Linked DNA regions of Homo sapiens: region 2 is linked to region 1. The links are chromatin contacts, found by Hi-C or POLR2A ChIA-PET in ENCODE. All regions are on one chromosome and are shown on one strand. The core of a region is the stretch at or near the end of the contact, and the rest is flanking DNA. Distances in the headings are between cores, read along the strand shown. Region 1 holds the start of RFX1 (regulatory factor X1). Region 2 holds the start of PRKACA (protein kinase cAMP-activated catalytic subunit alpha).

Region 1 (5,954 bases), core at 942-3,441:
ACCTCAGGTGATCCGCCCACCTCAGCCTCCCAAAGTGCTGGGATTACAGGTGTGAGCCACCACGCCCAGCCTGCTCAGTTAGCTTTTTTAAGAAGGGCTAGCCGGGCGCGGTGGCTCACGCCTGTAATCCCAGCATTTTGGGAGGCCGAGGCAGGTAAATCTCGAGGTCAAGAGATCAAGACCATCCTGACCAACATGGTGAAACCCCGTCTCTACTAAAAATACGAAAATCAGCCGGGCATGATGGCGAGCGCCTGTAGTCCCAGCGACTCAGGAGACTGAGGCAGGAGAATCACTTGTACCCGGGAGGCGGAGGCTGCAGTGAGCCAAAATCAAGCCACTGCACTCCAGCCTGGCCACAGAGTGAGACTCCGTCTCCAAAAAAAAAAGTGCTGATGATCCGTCTAGCAACTTGGCATTTCTAGCTTTTTTGTTTGTTTTACTGAAAATTAATCTCCACCTGTCCTAACTTTCAAAGAGTCCCTGCCTCCTCTAAAAAGGGCCAGGCCTAGAAAAAGTACCTGGAGAAGTTAGGACCCGCCAACCCCCACCAGACCAATCTCAAACTCTTGGGAAAAAGCCTGAAATGATCCTTTTCCTTGGAATGTATTGACTGATTTAAAAGGAAATGGCTGCAGTTTGCACACCGACACTAAGCTCAAAAGCAAGACGGAGAATAAGCCAACTAGACTTGGCCTGGCTGGCTACTTAAAAAAAAAATTCCTCCCCGAGCTGGCAGGATATTGTCACCCTAAAAAGCAGTGGCAAAGATTCTCCTCTCACAAACATGGATAGCTTCCCCTTCCCTCTGACCGCTCCTGCCCACGTGGCCCTAGAGGCTGGGACCTTGTCAGTGACATGTGACTCGGTTGACACTCGTTTGACACAAAAACATGTGTCTGGCCAAGAGAAGCGGGTTTAAAAAATCTAAGAAACTTCCTCAGGCTTCATTTGCTCCCCCATTCCCAGTAGGGGAGACCTCGATGGGCAGGACCCAGAAACGTTCCATCTCCAGGAACAAACCCCCGCAACCTCAAACCAGGAAACATCAGGTCTCAAACAGCAGCCCAGAGAAAAGCACTCAGGTTTCTGTTCCTCTAAAGCATTCCCTCATGGTCACTCCTCCCTACCATGGACTTTGATTTCTGCAAACCAGATCCTCCACGCTAAAGCCAAATCGACTCCTAGCTCCTCCATGAAACTTTGCTTCCTCTTTGCTTCCTCCCAGAGAGAAGGTGGCAGGTTTAGGAGTGGGCTGCAGTGTTGAAATCAGGACTAGCTGACAGTTATTTTATCAAACCACATTCAGAAACGGTAGATACGAGGAAAAGGTTCAAAGATAAGCCGTAAGTAAAATTCCTGGAAGGAATGAGGAGTCCCGGTACTGCAGGAAAAGGGCGATGTCAATGATTCTCCCCATTTTACAGGATGGAAAACTGAGGCCTCAGATGGACAGGCACTTGTCCAAGTTCTGAGTCCTGGGACAACTGCAAAGCTCTTAAGGAAGAAGGGAGTCGCTTAAGGATCTGGAAGGCGGACCGGGTGGTGGCTGCCCACCCTGGTTCCCGAGGTGGAGGTTGGGGAGACCCAGCCGGCCCCGCCCATACCTTCCCTCCTGGTCCCGCCCACCCACCTTGGCCCCGCCTCGTACCTCCCTCGCTCCCATTGGCCCAGCCTCCCCAGGCCCGCCCCTTCGCGCTCCCGACATATAAAAGCCCCCCGCCCCGGCCTGCCGACCTCCACTCGCCGCGGGCCTGCGAGCGCCCGCCCCTCGCGGGGGCCGGGCCGCGGGGACGGGGGCGGGTGGTGTCGTTCCAGCCGGGCCCCGGCCCCCTCCCCCACGGTCCAGACAGTCGCCGCCGCCATTTTGACCGCCCGCCCCTTCCCCCCGGACTGTGATTACAGAGACACCTACTGCCCCGGCCCCGCCGCCCACCCCGGCCCGGCCAGCCACCCCGGGGCCGCCCTGGTTACCTCCGCTTCTCCCCACTTCTGTCTGCGGAAACGCTTTTCGGAGGTCTCGGAGTCGATGTTGGGAAGGGGACGGGACGTGCTGGGGTCCCCGGGCCGGGCCTGGGGGGTGGGGGTGGGGGTCGGCCGGGCGGTTGTTGTTGTTGACTCGCGTTGCCGGGTTGCTTGGTCGCCACGACTACCGTGGCTATGGCGCCTCCGTTTCCCTCACCGGGGCAACTGTTGCTACCCACCCTAGTTACGTCACGCGCGGGGGCGGGGCCCGGGGTGATTGGCGGCGGCCGGAGAAGTGATTGGACGGCGCCAGGCCTTGCAGCTAAACTATTAGTTCCGATGCACGCTTTTCAACACCCTCTGGACTTCCCGGCGATCTGATTTATCAGTATGAATGTCCATCAAAAGAAACTGAACCCTCAAAGGCAGCCGGGCCCGTCACTCCGGCAGGGAAGCAGCTGGTTAAGAATAAAGGGGTAGGACTCGTGAGGACGGGATTGGTTTGCCGATGTAAAACCGGCCTCCTGGTTCGACTAAAGGGACGTCAATCTACCAAAGGTTTGCCGCGCTCTCTGGCTGGAGGCCGTGCGCATGCTCGGCACGCAAGGCCGATTGGGAGTTGTAGTCCGCTCTTGCGTACACTTTACATGTCTTACCAAATTAAAAAGGCGAGAAAGGAAGACTCCGCTCCAGACTTCTCTCTCGCTCGGTGGGCCAGTTTCTGGCTTCTTGCGCTGACGTCAGGGGAGGAATGCAGTGACGCAGCGCAGCCCCTCTGTGACGACAGCGGCGAAGGCCGGACTCGGGATTCGATGACGTCACTGGGCGCGCGTCCCCCTTCCCCACTGCCCATGGCCCCGTCGGGGTTGGGTGGAAGCGGGAGGCCGCGGCGGGGTTCGATCCCAGCTCCCACCCGCTGGGGTGACATCCTCCTCCGCCCAAGCCGGCCAGACAGCGCGGCCGCCGCGCCTTCTCCCGCCTCCCGGTCCCCTCCAGCCGGAAAAGGTCACCGCTGCCGGGGTGACCGCGGCTATCTCTGCCCCGCAGGCGGTGCGGCCGCCTTGGGAAAGGTCTCTGCAAGGCGGGGGACTTCATTCGCGGCTTCAACCGCGGTAGATAAGCAAAGGTCAGCCCCGACCCAGCCCAGGGAGCTTGGTCCGCCCAGGAGAGCTCACCACAACCCCCGCCACACACACACACCTCCCACACATACGCTCCTCTGTGCCTCAGTTTCCTCAAGGGACTGTCTGGGTGCTGCAGGACGAGAAGAGACAGAAACAGGGCCCGGACTAGGGTGAACATCTTGGGAGCAAAAACTCAGTCATCAAGATAAATAATCTTCTAATTCAATATTTGTTAAATATCCAAATTAATGGGAAAAAATAAATCTATGATGAACAAAACATCACAATTTTAAATAAAGACAGGATCCGCCAACACAGGGATTAAGGTGAGATGCGTTATGCAAGCTCAGGGTCAGATCTTGTGTTTAAAATAAATTTATTATTATTATTTTTTGAGACGGAGTCTCACTCTGTCGCTGAGGCTGGAGTGCAGTGGCGCAATCTCGGCTCACTGCAAGCTCCGCCTCCCAGGTTCACGCCATTCTCCTGCCTCAGCCTCCCGAGTAGCTGGGACTACAGGTGCTCGCCACCACGCCCGGCTAATTTTTTGTATATTTAGTAGAGACGGGGTTTCACCGTGTTAGCCAGGATGGTCTCGATCTCCTGACCTCGTGATCCGCCCGCCTCGGCCTCCCAAAGTGCTGGGGTTACAGGCGTGAGCCACCACGCCCGGCCTACTTTTTATGTTTTAAATGTCAATTATCTTATGACTGAGCTCTTTGGCCTTCTCTTAAATTTTGCATTCTCATCCCAGGTAGGCCCTAGAACAGCAAGGGGAAAAGAAAACAGGCTCAGACAGCCCTGAAGTCTAATGCCAGCCCTGCTGTGTGGCATTCAGAAAGTGACTCCACCTAAGTTTGTTTCCTAATTCAACCAACATTATATTTCCTCGGTGCAAGGCCCTGGGCTATACAAGTGAAGAAAGGTGACTTCATTTATGGTGGCTCACACCTGTAATCCCAGCACTTTGGGAGGCCAAGCAAGGAAGATTGCTTGAGCCAAGGAGTTCAAGACCAGCCTTGGCAACAAAGCAAGACACCCGTCTCTACAAAAATTAGCTGGGCATGGTAGTGTATGCCTGTAATCCCAGCTACTCCGGAGGCTGAGGTAGGAGGATTGCTTGAACCCGGGAGGGGGAGGTTGCAGTGAACCAAGATTCTGCCACTGCACTCCAGCCTGGGCGACAGAGCGAGACTTTGTCTCAAAAAAAAAAAAGCAATTAGCTAGGCGTGGTGGCATGTGCCTGTGGTCCCAGCTACTCTGGAGGCTGAGGCTGGCAGGATTGGTTCAGCTCCGGAGGTAGAGGCTGCAGTAAGCAATGATTGTGTGGTCCAGCCTGAGTCTCAGAAAAAAAAGAAAAAAAGGAAAAAAAAGAAAGCAAACAACTCCCTTTGCATTCTAGGATGGGATACACAATAAACAGATAAATTGTAAGATAGGCTCCTTAGAGTCCTGAGAGCAACATAAGAGAGTGGGGTAGGAGAATGAGAGGATGCTGTAGCCAGTGTTATCTGAGGGGGGATGTCCCACAGAATGAGCCTGAGTGGTGAGAGACGAAGCAAGCCTCATAAATCCAGGTGGAGGGGCCGGTCATGATGGCTCATGCCTGTAATCCCAGCACTTTGGGAGGCCAAGTTCAGGAGTTCCAGAACAGTCTGGCCAACACGGCGAAATCCTGTCTCTACTAAAAATACTAAAATAGGTCGGTGTGGTGGCACGTGCCTGTAGTCCCAGCTACTGGGGAGGCTGAGGTGGGAGAATCACTTGAACCTGGGAGGCAGAGGTTGCAGTGAGCCAAGATCGCGCCACTGTACTCCAGCCTGGGCAACACAGTGAGACTCCGTCTCAAAAAAAAAAAAAAAAAACGGGGGGAGAGAACTGCCTTCAAAGCTGGGAACAGGAACTTCTGCTAAAGCCAGGAGAGATAAGGTTGTAGAGGTAATAATAGCCACATAATTCCCAGCGAACCCAGCAAAGTGGGACGCTCCCCGCTCTTGACAGGTGGGCAATGGATGCCCAGAGAGAGGAAGTAGGTGCCCTCTCTGCCAGAGGCGTGTGAACCAGAGCAACTCCATCTTGAACAGGAACTGGGTAAAATGAGGCTGAGACCTGCTAGGCTTCATTCCTAAATGGTTAAGGCATTCTTAGTCACAGGATAAGACAGGAGGTCAGCGCAAAATACAGTTCATAAAGACCTTGCTGGCTGGGTGCAGTGGCTCATGCCTATAATCCGAACAGTTTGGGAGGCGGAAGTGGGCGGATCACTTGAGGTCAGGAGTTCGAGACCAGTATGGAAAACATGGCAAAACCCGATTTCTAATAAAAATACGAAAATTAGATGGGCGTGGTGGTGGGCACCTGTAATCTCAACTACTTGGAGGCTGAGGCAGGAGAATCGCTCGAACCCGAGAGGCAGAGGTTGCAGTGAGCCGAGATCACCCCACTGCACTCCAGCCTGGGTGACAGAGTGAGACTCCATCTCAAATAAATAAATAAATAAATAAATAAATAAATAAATAAATAAATAAAAATAAAGACCTCGCCGGGCGTGGTGGCTCACGCCTGTAATCCCGTCACTTTGGGAGGCTAAGGTGGGCAGATCACGAGGTCAGGATTTTGAGACCAGCCTGGCCAACATGGTGAAACCCCATCTGTACTAAAAATGCAAAAATTAGCCGGGTGTGGTGGCGTGCGCCTGTAATCCCAGCTACTAGGGAGGCTGAGGCAGAATTACTTGAACCCGGGAGGTGGAGAGTGCAGTGTGCCAGGATCGCGCCACTGCACTCCAGCCTGGGTGACATTGTGAGACTCTGTTTCAAAAAAGATAAAAATTTTAAAAATAATTTAGAAAAATACATAAATAAA
Region 2 (5,954 bases), core at 2,047-4,546, 110 kb after region 1:
ACACGGCACTAGTTCTTCCCATCTAGGGTCTTCTTGGGGGGTGCTTTTCTCTCTTTGCCAGGATCTGCTTGTGTCCTGGGGATCGGGGGCTCCCTTTTACTAGCTCTGCCCCTTCCCCTGTGGGCCAGCTCCCAGGGGTATCTTCAGCCAGTGCCAGCCACGACCTGAGCCCCACTTGGCTGTCTGACCTGGGCGCCTGCCCCCTGGGGCCGCTGCTCCCTCTCCATTCTTCCAACTTGGCCAGAGCCTGGGCCTTAGTCTTTTTTCTTGGCCCTCTCAGCTCTCCCAATGGCTTTGCCATCTTTGGGTGTAGATTCCCCCAACTCCACTCCAGGGTTCATTCTGGATCCCTGGCCTCTTGGGAGGAGGCGGACTCTGTCCTGCCCTGGCACAGAGATGGTACCACAGGGGACTGCAGGATGCTTAACTGGTGCCTCCCAAGGCCTGGGCATTTTCCTGACCCCAGTCGGGCCGGCGTCTGGCAGATGAAATCCAGGTGCCCCCTGCAGGCTGGCCTGGCTACTGCCCCTGCCCCTGCCCCACCCTTCTAAGAGGGCAAATTTTGTCTAACTCCATCCTCTCAGAATCAGAGCGCCTCAAAGCAAAGAGGGACTTCCTTCCTCATCTTATTTCCTTCTCTGGGAGCCTCTGGGAGGAAGTACAGCTTCGGGCGTTTCTCAACGTGTGACATAGTCCCATTGGCAGAACATGACATGATTTTCGGGATGTTTCATTTATCTAGTTACACTGTATTTAATGCGTATCAGAGAAAATATAACTGGCATGGCAATCCCATGATTTCATTTATATTATTGTTTAGAATGAGCTCCAAGTTTACATCTGAACACAAGTGAGTAAAACTTTTATTATTTTAAATTAAGAAAATATGATAGAGTAAAAATCTGGGAGGCTGCTGAAAAATGTCAAAGTCGGGGAATTCTGGGGTCCAAGAAGTTTGCTGGTAGATGGATCTGGATGTGAATCCTGCCTCTGTGACATCATCTATGTCATGGATGTCATTTCTACCAGAGGGCTCCTTTGGAAAATTTGGATAACAGCCCGTTATGAAAGTCACCAGAGTAGGTATCTCTATCCGCCTGGCCATTTAGCCTGTGGCACAGCCTAGATGCCCAATAAATAGTAGCTCTATTTTACCATGATCATTCATTCCTGGGTGTCTGACCTGTGCTCTGAGAGAATCAGTGGTTCCTTCCAGAGCCTCTGATCTTTTTCTTGGGATCCTTTTTCTTGTGTGGCTTTCCACCCCCCACCACATGTGTCTGATAGCCTTGAAGGTTTTCCAGGACTGTCATCTCCCCAACTTTCAACTGAGCTACCGCAATATATAGCTGCCTGCCTCTACCTTCCACCTCCCAGCTGGCCTCACCTGCTGGGGGCCTGACTCCTCCCCCCCCGGCCAAGTCCCCTCCAAGCTCATGCCCAGACCTTTTTTGGACACTACCCACCTGCTCCTCTGTCATCAGGCACTCAGCTACAGGCATTTCCCTCCCCAGCCCCCACCCATTGGTGACATGTCAGGCCTCTTCATGATCGCTCTGTGACTCTGAGTTCTGCTATTTGAATCCGTATGGGAATAAAGTTCCCTGGCTTTCATACCTTTCTGGGAGGGGGCATTCAGGAAACTCAGATGCTGGGGTTTGAGACCAAAAACTGGCCTTCCTTTTCGACCAATAGTTCCGACTATTTCTGGGTAAGTGGACAGGGGATCCCAGCTGCCTTCCAGCTTTCAGACTGGAGTGACAACAATTTAAGAGCTGTAAAAATTGGGAATGGGGTTCAAGACCATTTCTGATGGTATTTCCAGATAGAGAATCTCTTTCTCTGGCTGGCTGGAAAAGACCAACCTAATGTGTGGGCAAGTGGGTGAAACAGGTCTCTCTCTGGCTGAGCCCTGGGAATGATCAGAATCACTAGACGTCAAAGCAAATCACTAGACGTCACCCATTACTCTCTTTGACTGCCTCCTCCTCCCCAGTGCTCTTTCTGACCATCTCAGTTAGAACCGAATGAACCTCGCTAAACCCAGACACTTTTCATCCCAAGCCAGGAGTGGTGGAAGAAGCCCCAGGGACTGGGTGAATGACGGAGCCTCAGTTGTGAAACGACCATTTATTGAGGGGCCCTCCATGGAGCCTAGAGCTCACTGCAAGACAGGAAATGAGAGGGGGCTCTGCCACCACCCCCTTACCCCAACGCAGGAAAGAGGATGCAATGAATCCCAACAAGACCAGCTCAAACTTGGCTTTGGAAGCACTGAAGCAATTCTCTACGTTCATAAACAGTCTGCTACCCCAGCCAGGGACAGACGCTTGCTTGGAGGACGGAGCACAAGCAGAGCAGCAGAATGACAGAGTGACAGGATGAGAGAGGCAGAGGGACCCAGAAAGATCCTGTCCCCCATGCCAAGTGACACAGAAGAAAAAAATAATGCTGGAGGTGGCTCTGGGAAATGTTCAGGGGGCAGGATGGGTTTGGAAGGGGGGGCTGTGCTAAGGTGAAGAGGGAAAGGGCAGGAGAAAGATGGCGGGGGCTGGAGGGGGGAGGGGTGTGGTCAGCAAGTGGCCAAGGTCCCTGCGCGGTGGAGGCAGACAGACCTCATCGCATTCCCAAACTGGTAGAAACCTGGGTCGGGGTCAGGCAGAGGATCCCATAGGTGAGAGAGGTGAGTGAGGAAGTGGGGGGATTAGAATCTGGGAAGAGGGGCCAGGAAAGGAGGGGGTAGGCTGGTGACAGGGGCCCATGTGGGGCCCCAGCGGTCATACGTGCCATGGTTGGCAGTGACAGCTGGGGGGGAGCACGGTCTTTGCAGCATGGGGCGGCCCTAGGGGAAGGGGACCCCTACAGGGGGTACTCTGCGGGCCCGCGGGCCCCAGCCTTGGACAGGCCGGGGCAAGGGGCGCTGGGGGGTAGGCAGAGAGGATGAGGGGCCCCGTAGGGGGAGGGGCCAGGCGATGATGGACAAGGCCAGGGCTGGCAGCGCAGGGCCAAGATCGGGGTCACAGCCCGGGCACTCACCGCTCTCCTGCTCGCTGCCCTTCTTGGCGGCGGCGGCGTTGCCCATCGCGGCGGCGGCGGCCGGGGCCGGTCCCGGAGCTGCGGCGCGGCGGGTGCTGGCTGCGGCCGGCGGCCCCGGAGCGCGCTGGGCGGCGGCGGCGGCGGCCCTCGGGCTGGCTGCGCTAGCTGCGGCGCCGCGACCCCCGCCCAGCCCCTGCTTCCCGCGTCTCTCCGCGCCCGCCCGCCCGGGAACCTCAGCCCAAGATCTCTGCCGCTGTCTGTGACGCCCCCGCAGCCCGCCGCTCATTGGCCTAGGCCGCCCTGACTGACGGCTCAGCGCCGCCTCCCATTGGCCCTCCCGCGACCTTCCCGCGCCACTATAGGCTCTCAGCCTCGGGACACGCACCGCGGACTCTCGGCCATTCACTCGCTCGCGAGGCCGCAGCTGGGCGGGCAGACGCGTCCGATTGGCCGAGACGCTGGACTGGGCCCGGGGTCCGCCCTGCGAGGCCGCCGATTGGCGGAGGTGCCGGGTCCGCCAAGCCCCCCAGCAGAACGCTCAGTGTCAATCCGGGGGTGAGAGGGCGGGGCGGAGACGCAGTCTGCGGGCCCGGGCCGGCGGGGCGGGGCGGCGGAGGCTGGCTGGCGGCCGCGCAGCGCTCCGAGGCTCAGGAGGCGGCCCCGGCGGGCGCCCGGCCGGCCCCGCGCGCGCCGCAGTCCCCCGCCCCCGCTCAGTGCGGCAGCGGCTGTCGGCCAGCCGGAGTTGGCGCCGCGGCCTGCCCGGCGCAGCCGCTGTCCACCTGCCAGCGGGGGAGGGGCGCGGCCGGCGCGCGGGTCAGAGGTCGCCCGGCCGCCGCCGGCGTCATTCATAAGGCCTGGCGCTGGGCGGCCGAGGCCAGGCCTGCTTGGGGGCCAGGCCGCGGGGCCTCCTGGGTTTTCCCAGCCGCACTCAGGAGGATGCCGGGCCCGGCGCAAGGGGTGGCTGGGAAGGGGCGCTCAGTGTCCACCCCTTTGCTGGGCCCTAGCCCTGGGCTCCTGCCAGTAGTAAGAGCTGGCACCCACTTAACGCTCCTTCGCACCACACTCCCATCGCGTAGGTGCTACCATCATCACTCCCATTGCACAGATGAGGAATCTGGGGTACAGCCAGGCAGATTCCCTGCTCCTGTTCCCCGTCTGTATTTCCTGTCTGGGCAATGCGAAGGGAACCTGCCCCTTCCTTCAGGATCCTCTTTCAGTACACACTTAGCAGAGGACAGTCGGGGTTTCCCAACTGCGACACTACTGACGGTGAGGCTGGATCATTTTCTGCTGGGGGGTGTCTTGTGCACCACTGGGTGTTGAGCAACATCCCCCGCCTCTACCCACTGGATGCCAGTAGCCCCTCCTCTATCTTCCTGCTGGCTGTGGCAACCGCTGTCTCCTGACATTGGTGAATGTGCTCTTGCGGGGCCGAACTGCTCCTGATTGAGAAGCACTTAAGAGAGGGTCAGGGGAGGGGAGAAGCCAGGTCACCCCGACTCGGAAGGGCTAGCTGGGCTTAACTACAAGCCGATCTGCTGCTTCGACTTGAATAGCCTCCACCTTCTCCAGCTGCTGTCTGCCCCCATGTTCCCAGATCAACCACAGTTCCAGGGAGGGAGAGTCAGAGCCTTTCTGTGAACTATGGGGAAATGGCTGACCACTCCGCCTCTGGATGGATAGATACATGGTAAGGTTTAGTAAAATTTAATAAAAGCATTGCTGTTTGTGTGTTGGGATCACGATGTTAATTTCCTGTGGGTCAAGGGCAAAGTCTGAAAAATCACTCATTATAATCTATCTGCAGGACAGCTGGTTTAAGTTTTGACAAAGAAAAACCCCTCCTGGAACCTCAGTCTGGAATACAACTGTAGAACCAATTAAGACTGGAGTAGGAAGCTGGAAAGAAGACGTGGGACAGCCAACCCACTGGACAGGGCAAGAGGCCACTTCTGGGGGAGAGTGGACAAAGTTGCTTCAGTCCACCAGAGACAAAAGCACAAACAATCATTCTAAATGAAGTGCTTTTAATTTTCAGACCAAACATTTTTAATATAAAAACATTTTGATAATATACAAACAGCAATCACAACAGCATCCACATGGCAGCAAGGGGACCAGGGCACAGAGAGGGGGAGCGGGCTGGGGAGGGACAGTTTTCAGGGTCCCAGTTGCTTCCCTGGCTTGAAATCACCCTGGTCCTAGCAGAGGACAGGTTAAGGCTGCCAGAGGCAGAGGGTCCCTGACCCTGGCCCGGAGACAGACTGCCCAGGCAGGCCCTCTGATACCATCTTCCAACCATGGCAGCCTCCAGGAAAAGCCAGATCCATTTAGGAGATAACAGGAAGGTGGCTGTGATTGACAGGAAAGGCAACATGGTTCCTCAGCATCCTGCTGATCACACCTCTGGGAGGGGCTGCTGGATTGAAGAGGACCTAAGAATCTTCCTGGGAGCAGGACAGAAATGGGATCTAAGTCTACCTACTAACTAACATTCCCGCCTGTGACACCAGAAAGCTGGAGTGGGTCTGCTCAGATGTACAGGAAGAGAAAGGAATGACAAAGCCTTTGGCTCAGCAGGACTGGAGCCTTGACAGGCACTGACCAAGAAAGCCTCTAGGTGGGCCAGGGAGGTCTGTGGGAAAGCTTTGGATCAATGGTACTCAAGGGTGCACAGTGGCACAGTGGCCTTAGTTAGAATTTATGAAGACGAAAAGAACACAAGTCAGAATTTAGAACTGAAGTACCTGCTTCTTATAGGCCTGTAGAGGAAAAGCGAGATCATCCTTCTGGCCAGGACTAGGGGAGACCCAAGGCCTGTTCTTTCCTAGGGGCTGAGTTTGACAGACCTGGATTGCAGCTGATGGCCCCCAAAGTCCTCTAGATGGGCCCTGCAGGACTCGCTGGGAGGCCTGGTT

Evidence for each region. Hi-C counts contacts between places; a loop is a spot of excess contacts on that map. ChIA-PET counts read pairs that join two places held with the same protein, here RNA polymerase II (POLR2A). Pooled maps may share reads with other maps.
Region 2: a map of ascending aorta shows a loop between it and region 1 (4-fold over the local background). The contact joins the promoter of PRKACA here to the promoter of RFX1 in region 1. A Hi-C loop is called at or near these places in 4 of 168 maps with a recorded cell type or tissue (CD14-positive monocyte, ascending aorta, gastrocnemius medialis and 1 more), 3 of 37 single-sample maps with no recorded cell type and 22 of 50 pooled maps. POLR2A ChIA-PET finds 5 or more read pairs at or near these places in 9 of 52 experiments (A673, H1, HepG2 and 6 more).

What each region holds. Positions count from the first base shown.
Region 1 is chr19:14,004,129-14,010,082 of GRCh38, forward strand. RFX1 (regulatory factor X1) reads right to left here and starts at 2,192. Exons shown (of 21, transcript NM_002918.5): 1 at 1,975-2,192. RefSeq lists enhancers at 1,418-1,946, 1,947-2,474, 2,475-3,002 and silencers at 1,614-1,993, 2,044-2,223.
Region 2 is chr19:14,114,466-14,120,419 of GRCh38, forward strand. It overlaps PRKACA (protein kinase cAMP-activated catalytic subunit alpha), which reads right to left and starts at 3,297. Exons shown (of 10, transcript NM_002730.4): 1 at 3,037-3,297. The coding sequence starts at 3,082. LOC124904642 (a long non-coding RNA gene) reads left to right here and starts at 3,749. Exons shown (of 2, transcript XR_007067144.1): 1 at 3,749-4,726; 2 at 4,844-5,099. ASF1B (anti-silencing function 1B histone chaperone) reads right to left here. Exons shown (of 4, transcript NM_018154.3): 4 at 5,047-5,954. RefSeq lists silencers at 2,878-2,947, 3,358-3,917.